2 separate regions of the Homo sapiens genome follow, and region 1 is linked to region 2. A link is a loop called in an ENCODE intact Hi-C map of the cell type or tissue named here. Cell type or tissue: B cell. All regions are shown on one strand. Links, peaks and the distances in the headings refer to the core of each region. The heading gives the core; the rest is flanking DNA. Region 1 has its middle 59 kb from the start of ZNF280B. Region 2 holds the start of ZNF280B (zinc finger protein 280B).

Region 1 (8,335 bases), core at 191-8,190, 60 kb before region 2:
AAAGAAAGTTCTGCTATTCTGAATAATGCCGCAATAAACATACGTGTGCATGTGTCTTTATAGCAGCATGATTTATAGTCCTTTGGGTATATACCCAGTAATGGGATGGCTGGGTCAAATGGTATTTCTAGTTCTAGATCCCTGAGGAATTGCCACACTGACTTCCACAATGGTTGAACTAGTTTACAGTCTCAGTAAACTATTGCAAGAACAAAAAACCAAATGCCGCATATTCTCACTCATAGGTGGGAACTGAACAATGAGAACACATGGACACAGGAAGGGGAACATCACACTCTGGGGACTGTTGTGGGGTGGGGGTAGGGGATAGGGATAGCATTGGGAGATATACCTAATGCTAGATGACGAGTTAGTGGGTGCAGCGCACCAGCATGGCACATGTATACATATGTAACTAACCTGAACATTGTGCACATGTACCTTAAAACTTAAAGTATAATAATAATAAATTAAAAAAAAAAAGTTCTGACTCATGCGATGGCATTGATGAACCTTAAAGACATCACGCCAGCAGAAATAAGCTGGCTTCAAAAGGACAAATATTGTTTGCTTGCCCTTATATGAGGTATCTAGAGTAGTCAAATCCATACAGACAAGAAGTAGAATGAAGTTTTCCAGGTGTTAAGTTTTGGTTTGGGAAGATGAAAAATTTCTGGAGATAAATGGTGGTACTGTGGTTGTACAACAGTGTTAATTTACTTAATGACACTGAAGTATACACTTGAAAATGGTTAAAATAATGAATTTTGCATTTGAATAATTTACCACTGTACAAAAGAGGAAGATTTATATTCAGTGTAGTTTCTCTACCAAGAACAATCAAAACATACAGGATTGGGAGAGTGTGCCTGAGTATTAGGACACCCTTCCTTTTATGCCAGCCTGCAGCTTCCTAAGAGGCCAATAGAGTTGGAAGCGCCTCATTACTGGTGACTCAAAGTAATGTGAGAAAGTCTGGGAGTGACCATGATGTAAGTGGTGGGTGTCTGACCCAGCCCAGGAGCAGCCGCAAATGCAGCAGCTGCCAAAAAGGGGGAGATGAAACTGATGGCAGCAGTAACAGCCTCTCCAGCTGGAGTGGGGCATCTGCTCTTGTGCAAAATGGTTCACAGTTGATACATTTAGCACAGAATCTCATCCTGTCTACCTGTCATGATCAACTACAATTTTTATTGCAAAGTATGCCATCAGAGTGGCATATTTTATCCAGCAGCAAGCAAACATGAAGGAAGTTTCCCTTAGTGCTTTGGTCAAACTGGCATGGCAGTCCTGAACACTGAATGAATATCCAAAGACAAGGTTCTCCAAAGATAAAGATATTATACTATTTATTGATAAATACTGGGAGTGCATGATGACCATTCAGACACCTGGGAAAATGACTTGGCTGAATAACATTGTTAAAACAATGAGTAAAAAAAGAGATGTGCTCTTGGTAAAGGAACACCTGGATCCAGGGTATAAAGACCGGAAAGAAGACTACCGCAGATTTGGACTTTTGGATCAGGACTTGGTAACATTGACCCTGTTTACGACAACCAAAAACAAAGCAGTGCTGTGTCTACAGTGGGAATCTGAGTCAGGAAACTGCAGCAGGAACAGCAGAAAAAAGGAAGAGGAGCTCAGTGCAAACAGAAGGATGGGGAGACCACAGGGACCACCAAGAAGGCCCAGAGTGACTTTTTGTTTTCCGCTCAGGGCTGTCCTCCTCACACCCCTTGGATCACACATTTAATGAAGACGGCTACTGGTATAGTCTAACTTAGCCTGATCCTCACACGGTTGGTCCTCAGAAGCTTGAAATTAACTGCTGGGCAGGAAAACCTATTCCTGGAGACCTCTACAGTGACTGCTTCTATGAACAGGTTTTGTTAGATCAACATGATTAAGCTCCCCAGTTAGAGATCTCCAGTGACTGGCTGGCTGACTGTGGTTGGAAAGAAGGTCTACTTTATGGTGCAGACCTCTCATGGGATACGGAAAGGGTCCTGGTACTTTGAAATCACCATGAATGAGATGCCACCAGACACCACTGCCAGACTGGGTTGATCTCAGCCCTAAGGTAACTATGAAGCTCCCTTAGGTTATGATAAATTTAGTTATTATTGGCAGAGCAAAAGGGAATCAATTTCCACCAGTCCACTGGCGAACACTACTGTTTTAGCTATGGGCAGGGAGACATCCTACGATTTTATATTAATCTTCCTGAAAACCCAAGAGACAGCCAAGTTACCAAGATAAGGCTTTGATAAAGTTCAACAATTATTTTTATTTTGTGGAAAAAGACTTTGTGGCTAAAGCAGGGAAGAGTCTAAAACAGATTCCATATAGTAAAATAATATTTTATAAACATGGTGTCAATCAAGATGTGGCTTCAAAAGATATTTTTAGGGGGTTACTTTTAGCCATCTCACTGGACAAGAGCTTCATAGTTTCCATTAACTTTGGACTGTGCTCCAAGTATCCTCCAAAGAATCTCACTTACTGCCCTGTGAGTGACATGGGCTGGGATGCTGTGGTAGAGCACACTCTGGCTGATGTCTTGTATTTTCTGGAGACAAAAGAGGATGGGGGCACAGTCCTCCATGGGAACCCTGAACAGGTCCTTCTTTCTTTTCAGATATGGACTTTCTGGGGAATAATATTGGGTGGCTTTTGTTGTTGTTATTGTTTTTGAACTGTCTTAAATGTTCTCCCAAAGATGCTACAGAACATAGCCTATCCATTTACCAAGTTAAAAGGCTGAGTAGGACTGTGAGAGATGCCCTGCTCATCATCATTCTTCTTCCACTTCCAGTGACTGCTCTTATATTCTTTGCCATAAGCCAACAACCGCTCATCCCAAGATCTCATAATCCCTCTGTAAAACTGATGCTGTACTACATACCTTGCCAGCTGGGACTTGTAATCTTACTGTATTTTCTAAGGAGTGAATAATCTTGTCCAGGTAACTAACATATTTAAAGACATTTTCTTCTGTGGACACTGACTCCATGCCACCTGTTTTCCAAAGAAGTGGTGAAGCTGTTTCTGAGAACACCTAAAATCAATGGTTGTACATTCCAAACCAATCTAAAAGTGATTTCCTTTTGCTGTGGGTTTGGTTCTATTACTGATTTGGAAATATACCTTTGAACACTGAGATCTCTGAAACTACTAGACTTCTAGAAGTGTAATTGTATAAGAAGTCTGTTTGCAGCTTTAACAAAATGAGAAACTCTTCCCAAATTAAAGCTTTCTTTGAAGTTAAAAAAAAAAGAATAATGTGAGATTGGAACCTGTGAGGTCTGAGGATTCCCAAGAGTACTCTCAATTCTGACGCTAATTGTAACCTAAGGGCTCCCCAACAGCCCTTCACTTCTTATGATTCCCTAGAAAAACTCACATAACTCCCTGAAACCTGTGACATTTATTGATACAAATTTTTACAGCAAAATAATACAGATTAAGATAATTCAAGGGAAGAGGCACATGGGCAGAGTTCAGGAGAATTCCAAGCACAAGCACCCAGTTGTCCTCTCCCAGTGGAGAAATAGACAGTGCTTCATTTTGCTCACAGCAATGTGTGATTCTGTGTATGAAACACCTATTTCCTGGGTGAGCCAACCAGGAAAGCTCACCCAAGCTTGGTGTCCAGAGGGCTTTTAAGGGGTGGTCTGGGTGAGAGTGGGGTTATTATGTAGACCTTGTGGATCATCCTCAAGGCTCACTTCAGTTTCCATTGAATTAACAATAAAACTTAAACCTTCAATCTTTGGTTATTTTCTTTTTAAAAATTCTCTGAAGTAAATTATTATTAAAATTCTCACTTAAGACAGCTGTTTATCCAATATGAGGCTCAATATAAACAGTTTCAAAAAGTCAGTAGGTCATTAAAACAATTTCTTCAGTCATTCAAACCATTCAGATAAAAATTAACACCATGTAATACAAAAATTGAATTATAGTCACAGGGACAGGATTTCAGCAATGGCAAGAAAAAGTAGTGCAAATAGGAATGAGCAAAGAATAGACAAGTAATGGGTGTGAATTGGCCTCGGAAATACCATGGTAATGTCAAAAAGATAAATCAATTGTTATTTTGTTAAATAAGTGAAAGGCCAGGCATTCTCAGTCCAGGAAAGCCATCACAGGGCAGTCTGAGTCTTCTGCATCTTAAGAAGCTCAAGAGGTTCAAACTTAATAAACCCTGCACAGTTGCTCACTGGTTCATGTAAAATGCTAGAGCAGTTGCTTCCTCCCACTCAGCAAATCCACAGCACACAGTCACCCTGGTCTGGCCCTTCACAGTGTAGATGCCCTCAGGGCTAAGAACCTGAGTGGTTCTAAAAGTAGTAAAGATTTGCATAAAGTACCACACAACACACCCTCTCCACATAGGGAGCTCAGTAGGACATAAAGAGCCATCAGAATCCAGCCCCGACTCTGGAGCCAGGAGTCCCTTCTAATATCAGCATCATGGCCTGGACTCCTCTCCTTCTCCTTCTCCCCATGTACCTCCTCACTTGCTGCCCAGGTTAATAGAGATTTCAAATACCAGCCTTTGGAGGGATTCCTGTGTCTCCCTTTCTAATTCCCAACATGTGTCTGTTTTTTGTTTCAGGGTCAAATTCTCAGGCTGTGATGACTCAGGAACCCTCACTGACTGTGTCCCCAGGAGGGACAGTCACTCTCACCTATGGCTCCAGCACTGGAGCAGTCAATGGGGGTCATTATCCTTACTGGTTCCAGCAGAAGCTTGGCCAAGCCCCCAGGACACTGATTTATCATGCAAGCAACAAACACTCCTGGACCCCTGCCCAGTTCTCAGGCTCAGTCCTTGGGAGCAAAGCTGCCCAGACACTCTTGGGTGTGCAGCCCGAGAGGTGAAGCTGAGTACTACTGCTTACTGCACCATAGTCGTGCTTGGCACAGTGACAGACTCAGAAGAGGAACCGAGACATAAACCTCTCTAGGCCCTTGTGATATGAAGATCATATGATCACGCACACCAGCTCTCAAGGCAGCCTACATGTGGACCAGCCATAGAAAGGGGAAGGAAAGGATCTGAATTGATTCCTATCCCTGCTTAAGCCCTGAAGTGAAGGAAATGTGAGAATGATCTGGGAAGAACTGGATCAAAAAAAAAATCAGAAGTTTATTGCTTTGTATTCTAAAAGGAGCACTAACAGCTGGATCAGATCTAAAGGCTGAGGCTAAATGCATTTCCTCCAGAAAGAAGCATCTTCAAAGTATGGGGTTTCTGAGCTAAGAGTAAAGAGAAGAAACTCTACTTTTGTATATTTCTAAAGTTTGTTTTATTGAGTTACTTTCAAAGCAATACATGCCTATTATGTGGAATCAGAAAGTATTAAAAATCACCAAGTTCTCTGCAAAGCTACCTTATCCCAGATAATCAATAGAAGTACATTTCTTCATTTGGATGCATTCTCTCATTTTTGTTGTCAATATTTTCACAATGGTTATCAAACCTTGTGCTCATTCCTCTGGTTTTATACAGCTTTTTGCTCTGTCATTTAATGTTAATGTAAGTAGTTTTCCATTTATTTGAAAGGGTAAAATATTTGAGTAGTTGCTAATTTTATTTTTATTTGAATACCAATGAAAAATTATAATTTGGGGTAATTCAAATTGCTTGTCAGACAAAGATGTGACATTGGGCTATTATTAAAATGCTCCTGGTCTTCTCTGTGGATTTAGTGAAGTCAAACAAAATGCCTGCAATTTTCTATGGAAAGCCTTGAGTACATTATGCCTGACTTCACAATGCAGAAAATAGAGAAACAAGAATTTCCTGCTCATGTTTGCTGGAGCATAATAGATTCAGGTACGAGGAACAACTTATATTGAAAACTACGTCAATGTCTCCATGCATGTGTTAGAACAGTACTTCCCAAACTCTATTGTGCATACAAATTATCTGGGGATTTTATAAAATGCAGATTCTTATTCAGTGGGTCTGGAGTGAGGACACAATCTCTGCATTTCTCACATGTGCCTGCCACACAAAATCCACATATATATTTGAATAATAACAAGTCCAGCCAGCAGTGGAGGCTCATATGTGTAATCTTAGCACTTTGGGAAGCTGAGGCAAAAAGATTACTCGAAGCCAGGAGTTTGAAACCAGCCAAGAGCAACATAGCAAGATATTTTCTCTATAGTTTTTTTTAAATAATAAAAAATGAATTAGCCAGGCATAGTGCTGTATGCTTGTAGCCCTAAGTACTAAGGAGGCTGAGGCAGGAGGAGAGCTTCAGCCCAGGAGTTCAAACCTGCAGTGAGCTATGATCATGCCACTGCACTTGAGCCTGGGTAACAGAGTGAGACCTTGTCTCTAATAATAATAAGAAAAACGACAACATATCCATAAGACTAGTATCAAATAAGGAGAATCCTTGGCAGGCAAGAACCTAGGAGAAATCTCTGACATAGGGAATTTACCAGCTTGCATGATAGAAGAACCCCACACTCCATGGAGGGAGATGACCAGGGAGGACAGCTGCAAAGCTAGGAAAGGCTCCCCTTTCTTTGAGAGCAAAAACAAAAGCAAACAAACAACAAACCTGACCTTCCCTCTGGCTCCTGTCCAACACTCTTACTGGCTCCTCCTTCAGCCTTTCCTATAATGTGGCCCATCCTTACCCTCTCCCCTTCCACATCTCTGATTCCTGAATTCCCTTCTTTGTTCTCTTTCCCTTTGCTACCACCCACTTCTCCCCTCTAATCTCTTGAGTTAATTATCAAGGGCTTTATAACAGGAAACTCATTGGCATTTTTTCTGCATCTGTCCTTGAAGTTGACACTCATACTTTTATCTCTTTCTTGAACCTCTCAGATATGCTTAGAACTGAAGAAGCCCGAAGTTGATTGATTCTGTTTTTTCACCTCAGCCAGCACCTTCTTCTTCTCCTTTCCAGGAGAATCTGTATTTCTCTGTATTTCCAGAATTCTCTGTATTTCCAGTGAATCTGTCAGACACAGTAAGTACCTCTTCAAAGGTTTAATTTCTGACTTCATTGTTCTTTGTTCTCGAGATGAACTTCCTTGTCCCTTCTCCTAAGCTACCTGCTCTGTAAACAACTTCTCCCACCAGTCCCAATCTGTAACTCACATCTCCTCCTTATTTAGAAAGAGTCCTCTTTTACTCCTTGCTACCCATTCTGTAAACTGCCCCTCCCACAAAACTACCCTTCCCACATTTGCCACGCCCTGACATGCCCAAACATACCTTGTACCATAATGGACTGCCTCTCCCTTCCCACCTAATTAGCCATACTCAATTTTAAACAGTAGCCAATCAGGTCAGTTTAGATTGTGTGGTCCAACTCCAGCCAATGGGGACAGGACACAGAAGCAGGGACTAACCACGTTAGGGATGAAAACCCCTTCCCTCCTTTGTTTGGTGTGCTCTTGCAGTGGTCAGAAGTGCAAGCGGCACTCTTCTGTAGAAATAAGTTTGCCTTGCTGAGAAATATTTTGTCTGAGTGCTCATTTTCCTTGCGACTCTGAGCTCTTGTTTCTAACAAAATAGGGGGTCATCTGGGATTCCCATTCTCCTCTGAGGAAGGGCCTCTGATCACCTCTTAGGAGGAGATGCATCCCACTGCTTCATTGCAGTGGCCTCAGGGGTAAGGAATCAGGACCCACCCAGCATGATAAATAAACCCAGACTCTCAGCAACACAGGAAGAAAAGGCCTACAGTTACCGTGGCGACCAGGTAACTGTGCACAGACAAAGGTAAGAAAAACCACTAGGGCAGTGAAGTACTTCCTTAGTGGTCAGGACATTCTGCAGGTTGAAAATGTGTGAATGAGATGCACAATTAAGTGCAAAGTGAGTGTGGAGTAAAGTAAAGGGTGCAAGAAATCTCTAGTAAGAGAGGTTGAGCCCCAGGGAAATGGTGCAAGAAATCTCTAGTAGGAGAGGTTGAGCCCCACGCACACTCAGCAGGGAAAGGAGAGCGAGAAACCTCCAGTAGCGGGGATTGAGCCTCCAGGGAAAAGGGTGCAAGAAATCTTTAATACGAGAGATTGAGCCCCCATTAACCTCCAAGACGGGAGTGCAAGAAATCTCTAATATGAGAGATATGAGCCCCCATTAACTTCCAGGATATGAAATACCCTAGTAAAACAAGAACTACAAAGGGCAAAGGAGATAACACAATTCCCTCTGATAGCCTTCTAGGTCTCATGTTAAAATATTGGAGGGATAATGAAAGGACTAAACACAAGAAAAAGCAACAAATGATCAAATATGGGAATTGTTTTATTTGGACCAAAGAACCTATTCTCAAACCTTCAGTTTTCTGGC
Region 2 (8,335 bases), core at 177-8,176:
AACCCAGGAAGCAGAGGTTGCAGTGAGCCGAGACTGCGCCATTGCACTCCAGCCTGGGTGACAGAGCGAAACTCCATCTCAAAAAATAAGTACATAAATAGACAAAAAATAAAAACAAATTCTTCAGATTTTACCCTGAGTGTGATGAGAGATTACTGGAAGGCTCTGAGTGAGAAGTAATATGATCTCACTCATTTCATTAGGATTGCTGTGGCTACTGTGTGGAGAATAGACTTTAGAGAGTAATAGTGGAAGCAGAAGACAAGAAGCTACTGAAATATTATGAACAAAAGATGATGGTAGTATCAGACAGGATGGAGAAATAGAGATACTAAGAAGTCGGACTCTAGATAAAAATCTAGAAGGCCCACAAGGTTCATTGATGGATTGGGTTTGGGATGTGAAGGAGAGGAGGAGGACACACAAGAGGTAATGCTGAGCAGGTAAATCTATGAGATCAGAGCCCAAGGAAAGTTCCGAGGTAGGTACTTAAATTTTGAAGTCTTCAGTATGTAGCATTATTTAAAACACAAGACTGGATGAGATCACTCAGGGAAAAGAGGTCTGAGATCTAAGCTCTGGAGCATTCCATTGATTAGAGGTCATGGAGATGAGAAGGAGCTGGTAAAGGAAATTAAAAAAAAAACAATTATTCACAGCCATTCAGGTGGGAGGAGAATTGAGAAAGAGAAGCATCCCAGAATCCAATGGGGAGGAGAAAAGGAACTGTAATATATGCTGCCAATAGATCAAATAAAATCACGAAAATCAACTAAAACTGACCAATGGATTAAGCAAAGTGGAATTCATTGGTGACCTTGACAGCAGTGGGTTTAAGGAAGAACGAGAACAGGAGATAGCAAATACGGACAACTCTGGAGAAATTTTCCTGTAAGGACAAGCAAATACAAATTAAAACAAGCAGATGGGAGATGTGGCATCAAAAACGAGATCTTTAAGGTGAGGTGATGGTACAATCAGTATGTTTGCTATATTAATGATCTGGAGAGATAGAAAACTTAACCCTAGACAAAGAGAAGTCTTGCTAGAATAATATCCTTAAATAAACAAGTGCACATGTAGAGGTTCTGGCCTTAGCAAGAAGTCAAATTATTCACCCAGAGTAACAGGACAATGCTTTGAGATCCTATGGAAAAGGGTTAAATGGTGGATAAATGGTTGCGGTGGCCATCCTCCAAGATGGCCCTAAATGAATCCCACTTCCTGGAATTCACATAGTTGTAGCCCTCTCCCACTAACAGGGTTGGCCTGTGGGATCAAGCACATACAGCAGGAAGTGATGGTATGCCACTTCAGAAATTAGGTCATAAAGACTCTGCCCTTCATCTTGGGTACAAGGTCTCTTGAATCATTTGCTCTGAAGTAAGCCAGCTGCTGTGACATGAACAGCCCCATGGAGAGGCCCACAGAGCAAGGAACTGAGGCCTCTTGCCAACAGCCCAGTGAGTGAGCTTAGAGGCAGATGATCCAAACCAAGTCAATTCCGCAGAGACTGACAATCCAGCCAAGGGTTTCACTGAAACCTCATGAGTGACCTTGAGCCAGAAACAGCCAGCTAAGCCACTCTTGGATTCCAGACCTTCAAAAACTATGAGGTAATAAATTTTTTTTTAAACTACTAAGTTTTGAGACAATTTGTTACACGGCAATAGATAACTAATACAATGGGTCTCACTGAGCTGTAATCACAAATTGCTGGGCACACAATTCACTATAATCTCACCTACTGGCATGCAATGACTTCAGATGACCTCCCCTGTCCTGCTGCATGCAGTTACCTCATGAAATACAGTCGCTGAGAAAGAGGGTAGGATAAAAGGAGTCAGCTTTATATAACTTAACATCCCTGATGCTCTTTTTTTTTTTTTCAAGAGATGTGGTAAAAGAATGCCACTACCACCCTCTCCTTTCTCAACAAAGCAATTTAGAGGGTTCCCGAATGACCTACATCAACAATTGGCCTGAACTAATCAAACACATCATTCAGATTCCCTCAGTAAAATATTGAATACCAAACAGCTATGTTTCAGCAAAGGAAAGGGCAGGGGAGCGAAACTGAAGGACGAAAATACAACTTTGGTCCTCATCAGGGAGACTTCTCTTTTCTTACCTCAGGTTTATTACAACGCAACTTTTAAGAACTTGAGCTATTCCAGGCAGAAGGTCACATCCTTGAGGTAACCAGAGAGAAGCATTAGTTACTTACATGTCACAAGAATATTTTCGATCCCACTGCCTGACATTGCCATTTAGGTGTTTATCAATCATCTCACACTTAACCAGATAAGTGAACTGAACTCCTTTCCCCCAGATCTGTTCCTCCAATCTACCCTACCTTAGCAAAGGAAAACGTCCCACCCGCCAACTGCCCAAATCAAAAGCCTGCAAATCACCCGAGGTCCTGGCTCTCACGGGAGGGACTCCATTAGGGTCCCAGGGGCTGCATTAAGAGTCCCGACAGCGACGCAGTAAATGAGACAAGACGCTGCGGTAGGGGAGAGAGACCCATACATTCAAATGCCTTAAGGGGTCTGGGCCTACAGGTCTCCAGAACTGGGGAGGGCCTGGGGTTACAAAGCAGTTTTCAGATTTTTAAATACATTGAGCGCCAAAAGAGACCCCGCGGGGGCGATGGGGGAGGGGAGCGCACTGGGAGCCAGGAAAGGCCCCTTCTCCAGGAGGCCCGGGCCCAGCCCGGGGGTGGGGGCGTCTGCGTGAGGGAGTGGAGGCTGATGTAAAAGTGGCGCCCGCTGAGATTAGGGAAGGGGGTGTGCGTGAGGGGATCGTGGGACCTGCTTCTGCCCTGCACTCCCCCACAGAAAGCGGCTGTATTGCAAAGGCCGCTCCGGCAGCGCACGGCCAAGCGCGGTGTCGCGACCCGCAGGGCTGCGGCTCGCCATGAAATCCCTCAAGTCTCCCCTCAGGGAACGCTGAAGCCGCGCCACGCCCCCGTCCTTACCAGTCCGGATCAGCTGCTGTTCGCGAGCTGCCGGCCACGCACCAGCCCCGGAGGCGCTCCCGGGGCACAGCCGGCGGCGACTACGCCTCCTCAGGCCCCCGGCGCCGCCGACGCGCACGCCTCCACACGCGCGCGTCCAGTGGAGACCTGCGATTGGCTGCCAGGTGCCGGCGCGAGATCGGCGCGGCTCCGAGCTAGGAGCATGCGCGCGCTCTGACGCCCCTGGTGGCGACGGCTGGACGCGGGGTTAAATTGAGAAGGAGGAGGGCAGCAGCAATACCCCTGAGGCCTTGAAAGGATCTTGGGTTCCGGATCACGGTTCCAGGCAGTCAGGGTTCCAGAGCTGAGGGGGTATCCAAGCAGTCAGGGTTCCAGAGCTGAGGAGCATCCAGGCAGTCAGGGTTCCAGAGCTGAGGGGCACCCAGGCAGTCAGGGTTCCAGAGCTGTCGCAGCCAGGGCTTGGGGTGGGGGGTAGGCTTCCAGTCCATCAGGGGATGGTTTGCCCACCAGAAGGCCAGCTGTTATAATTCTCAGGTGTGGTCCCTTTGTTGACTATCCATGCTTAAGGGATTGTGAGGAAACAACTGAACCTAACATCTGTCCTCTTCTAGTTACATCTGGGGCCAGTTGAATCCAGCCTGCCACCTGTTTTTGTACAGCTGGCAGCAAGCTAAGAACCGATTTCACGTTTTTTTAATGGCTAAAAAGAGAATATTTTGTGGCATGTGAAAATTATATGAAATTCAAAATTCAGTGTCCATAAATAAAGTTTTATTGGAACAACAAACATGCCCATTCCTTTCGGTATTATTTATGCCTGTTTTCCTGCTTCAACAGCAAAGTTGATTAATTGCCAGAGACCATGTATGAAAAGCTTAAAATATTTACTGTCTGGCCCTTTACAGAAAGTTTGCCCACTCAGTTTACTTGCAGCTTTGATTTTTTTTTTGAATTGACCAATTCTGCCAAAAGTCTATTTTAGCAATCTTTTTGGGGGGCGGGTAAATCGCTTTTGGTTTAATTAATCTATAATGTTATTTTCTTATCTATTTTATCTATTTCTTCCATTCTGTTATTTTCTTCCTTCGTGACTTCATAGGCTTGTTCTGTTACTTCTCATTACAACTTTTGGAGAAAAATGCCTACCTCGTTTGCTTGTAAACTTTTTTGTTTCTCTTGTATTTAATGCTATAAATTTACCTTTAAGTACCAGTTTAACTGTGTCTCACCAGTCCGCTTGGTAATATGTTCATTATCCTTCAATTAGATATGTCCTAATTTTGCTAGTTGTTAGAAATGCTTGTTCCCTGGTGCCGCAAAGAAATAGCACTTGAACATAAATTTAATTTTCTCAGCAAGGCCATTTTCACTTTCTGCAGAAAGGGTACACTCGCCAGCAGTTTTGCCACGAGAGTACCCCAAACAAAGGATACAGGGTTATTTATAACCTGACGCATCCACCCTACTGCTGTGTCCGGTTTCCATTGGCTGGAACAGGACCTCACATTCTGTGTTTGTCCCGATTGGCTAACAACTTAGAACTTTCTAAAAGAGGCAAAGGCAGAGGAGAACAAAGGAAGGAGGATGTAACTTGTAGAATGCTGAGAAAGGTAAAAACACCTCCAAATAGGAAGAGGAACAGGCTATGACCTAATGCTTGCTTGGACCAGTATAAGCATGCAAGGGCAAATATTTAGGCTAAATTGTGGGAGCTAAGAACACAAAGTATATTAATTTCTTTATTACGGCTAGCAGATATCTAAGAATGTTAGCACAGGTCTTTGAATAAATTTTACTTCTAAGAGAAGTTACTATTTATTCGTAATTAGACAGGGAGGAAAGTCTTTGAAGAGGAACCTCTATTTTTTACATAGTGATTCTTTCTAACACAAGGGTTATATAGTATATGTTATTTATTTTTGAAATCTATGAGATTTTTAAAAGATTTTTTAATTGTATTATAATCAAATCACATGGCCTAAATATTACTCACCCTTGCATTTGAAGATTTCTGTTCAGTGAAGTGTACCATAGTCAAAATGAAGAGATCATAGATGTAAAGAAGATATTTGCAGTATCTAAAATGTATATATGAGGCTGATATGTAAAGATATTTGCATTATCTAAAATGTATATATGAGGCTGATATGTAAAGAAGATATTTGCAATATCTAAAATGTACGTAAGAGGCCTGGCACGGTGGCTCACACCTGTAATCCCAGCATTTTTGGAGACCAAGGCAGGCAGATCACTTGAGGTCAGGAGTTCAAGACCAGCCTGGCCAACATGGTGAAACCCCATTTTTGTACAAAAAATACAAAAATTAGCTGGGTGTGGTGGCACGCGCCTGTAGTCCTAGCTACTCGGGAGGCTGAGGCATGAGAACTGTTTGAACCTGGGAGGCAGAGGTTGCAGTGAGCTGAGATTGCACCACTGTACTCCAGCCTTGGGCAACAGAGCGAGACTCCGTCTCAAAAAATAATAACATGAAAAATAAATCTATGAGAAATGATCTTCTTTTGGCTTCATAATAATTCCAATGTCCATCAGTAAATTAGTATCAACTAAGCTCCAGGCTTTATTCAAATGTCACTAGTTTTTCCCATCATCCTTTTTGTTCCAGATTCCCACCCAGGATACTGAATTGTACTTGGTCATTTTGTGTTCTTAGCCTTCTGTGGTCTGTGACAGTTTCTTAAACTTTTCTTGCTTTTCATGACCTTGACAATTTTAAGAAGTAAAGGTCAGGTATTTTTCAGAGTGTCTCTCAATTTAGGTTTGATGTTTTTCTCATGGTTACACTGGGGTTATGGTTTTTAGAAGACTATCACAGACATGATGTGTCTTTCTCATAATTTCTCATCAGCGATCCATGCTATCAATAAGACTTCCTACTGGCTTCTCCGCTGTAAATTACTTCCCCCCCCTTTCATACCTTATTCTAAATCTTGCCTACATGCAGGAAGGCCGTGAGGTCTCATTGAAGGAAAATTATCTACACAAGTTACTTTGCAATTCTTCTTTAAGGAAGATTTGTCTCTTCTTCCTTTAGTTTTAAATTAATCAAAAATAGCTTTTTAGTTTTAAATTAATCAAAAATAAAATAAAAAATTTAGTACCTCAGTCATACTTGCCACATTTCAACAGATCAATAGTCACCTGTAGCATATTGGACAGAGCAGAAGTAGAGCATTTTCATCATTGCAGAAAGATCTACGGACAGCACTGACTTAGATCATTAGTCAACCTTTCTTCTTCCCAAATATATGCATTTAGAAATATAAATTCCCATGAAATGCTTTAGTTCCATCCCATAAATTTTGTGGCTGTTTTCAATATCTTTCAGTTCAACATTTTCCTTTTTTCACTGCAATTTCTTAGAGGAGCTATGGGTTATTCAGAATGAGGACCAGGACTGGGGTGAGATAAGCAAGGAGGCTGAGGCACATTAAGGAGAGACCCACGCCCAGCTTCAGGTATGGCATATTGTCACCTTAGGTTCCCTGCTTGCCTCACCCTAGTCCCAGCCCTGTTTAGAAATGTATTGCCTAATTTAGGAACTTTGGGTTTTTTTTCAGTGATCTTTCTGTTACTGATTTGTAAGTTGATTCCCGTGTACTCAGTGGGTAACTACAAAGAGCCCCACAGCTAACATCACAATTAAAGTAAACTATTCTACCTGAGTTTGAGACCAAGAAAAGCACACCCATGAAAGCCACTTCAATTCGCAAAGCATTTGGAATAGCCAAGGCAATTTTGAACACCAAAGTTGGAGAAATGAAACTACCACACGGAGGATTATGCAAAGCTACAATAATTAAGATACTGCAGCATTAGCACAAGGATAGAGAACAGGACAAATGAAATGAAATAGATTCCAGAAACACATATATACAATCATACCTGATTCACAGTTTCCACGGCAATACAGTAGGGAAGGAGTGGTCTTTTTAGTAAGTGGTGCTGATTGATTTTGGGTATGTATATGAAAAAATTAGTCTTCATGCCTTATCACACCATTAACAAAAAATCAGTTTGAGATGTCTCATCAAAACAGTAAAGCTTCTAGAACATAGAAGGAATATCTTTATGTCGTTTGTAGACAATTTCTTAAATAAGACTCATGAAAGATAAACCATAAAACCACGATTTAGATCCAAATATGGGACATTTCCAGTGCCCCAGCACCCTTCCCAGTCGACAGCCCAGTTTTTAAAAAGGTAGGAGGGGGCAAAACTTGAATAGACATTTAATAAAAAGAAATACTCACGTGGCCGATAACTATATAATCTCAAGGTCCATTAATCATCAGGGAAGTGCAAATTAAAGCCACAATAAGGTACCACTACAATTTCAAGAGAAGGGCACTTACTAAAAGGACTGACAGTACCAAGTGCTGGATCAGTAGCAATGGAATTCGCAGTATCGGTGGTGGGAATGTAAATCGTTTCAATCACTCTGGAAATGTATTTGGCAGTATCTACACTAGACAGCTAAATATATGCAGTTCCAGCACTTCTCATAGCTATATATACCCACGAGAAATGATTACATGCTTACCAAAAGACACGCACAAGCTCATAGCAGCTTTATTCAAAATTGCCAAAGAATCAGCCTCAAAGTCCATCAACAGTGAAATAAATTTATACAAAACTGCCACAGTCACTCAACAAAATTCTACCCAGCAATGAAAAAGAATGTGCTACTGCTACACACAGCAAAAATGCATCTCACTTATTTTATTTCATTTTACTTTATTTTGAGACAGTCATGCTCTGTCACCCAGGCTGGAGGGCAGTGGCGCGATCTCAGCTCAGTGCAAACTCCCCCCTCCCAGGTTCAAGCGATTCTCCTGCCTCAGCCTCCCGAGTAGCTGGGACTACAGGCGCCCACCACCACGCTTGGCTAATTTTTCTATTTTATGCAGAGAAGGGGTTTCACTATGTTGGCCAGCCTGGTCTCAAACTTCTGACCCCAAGTGATCCACCCACCTCAGTCTCCCAAAGTGCTGGGATTACAGGCATGAGCCATCACACCCAGCCATCTCACTTATTTTAAAAAGCCAAAGACAAGAATCTTTGTGTGATTCCATTTATTTAAAGTTCATGAACAAGAAAAACCTCTGAGGTCAGAATAAGGGATGCCCTGTTGGGAGCATTTGACTGGGAAAGGGCTCAAAGACTTTGGAGCTACTTCTTGACAATAGGGAGCTGATGAGATGTCACTGTAAAAAACAACCTGACAGTTGATGACATTGCTTGCTAGCATCTACAGCCACAATGCACATATGGCCTAGCCTCACTTCTGCCTTTCGGAACTCCTGGAAGTCAGTCGAACATATTTTCAGCTAGAATC

Evidence for each region. A loop is a pair of places that touch in the nucleus more often than their neighbours do. Peaks named below come from ENCODE experiments on the same cell type or tissue, not always from the same donor. Only the 100,000 strongest peaks of a DNase experiment are listed, where the experiment ranks them.
Region 1: a loop joins it to region 2, with 3 times the contacts of the local background. A loop is called at or near these places in 3 of 110 quality-filtered maps.

Annotation. Positions count from the first base shown.
Region 1 is chr22:22,445,723-22,454,057 of GRCh38, forward strand. It overlaps IGL, the pseudogene ASH2LP4 and the pseudogene IGLV7-35. Among named protein-coding and RNA genes, the nearest start is that of ZNF280B, 59 kb to the right of the region's middle. In B cell, for the core only: CTCF peaks have their summits at 4,704 and 4,909; DNase peaks (open chromatin) are centred at 4,379, 4,969 and 5,867; H3K4me3 peaks cover 333 bases; H3K27ac peaks cover 2,700 bases.
Region 2 is chr22:22,505,679-22,514,013 of GRCh38, forward strand. It overlaps ZNF280B (zinc finger protein 280B), which reads right to left and starts at 3,064. Exons shown (of 4, transcript NM_080764.4): 1 at 2,981-3,064; 2 at 2,132-2,192. It overlaps ZNF280A (zinc finger protein 280A), which reads right to left. Exons shown (of 2, transcript NM_080740.5): 2 at 8,058-8,335. The coding sequence ends at 8,324. It also overlaps IGL. In B cell, for the core only: CTCF peaks have their summits at 3,222 and 3,424; a DNase peak (open chromatin) is centred at 3,133; H3K4me3 peaks cover 1,383 bases; H3K27ac peaks cover 874 bases.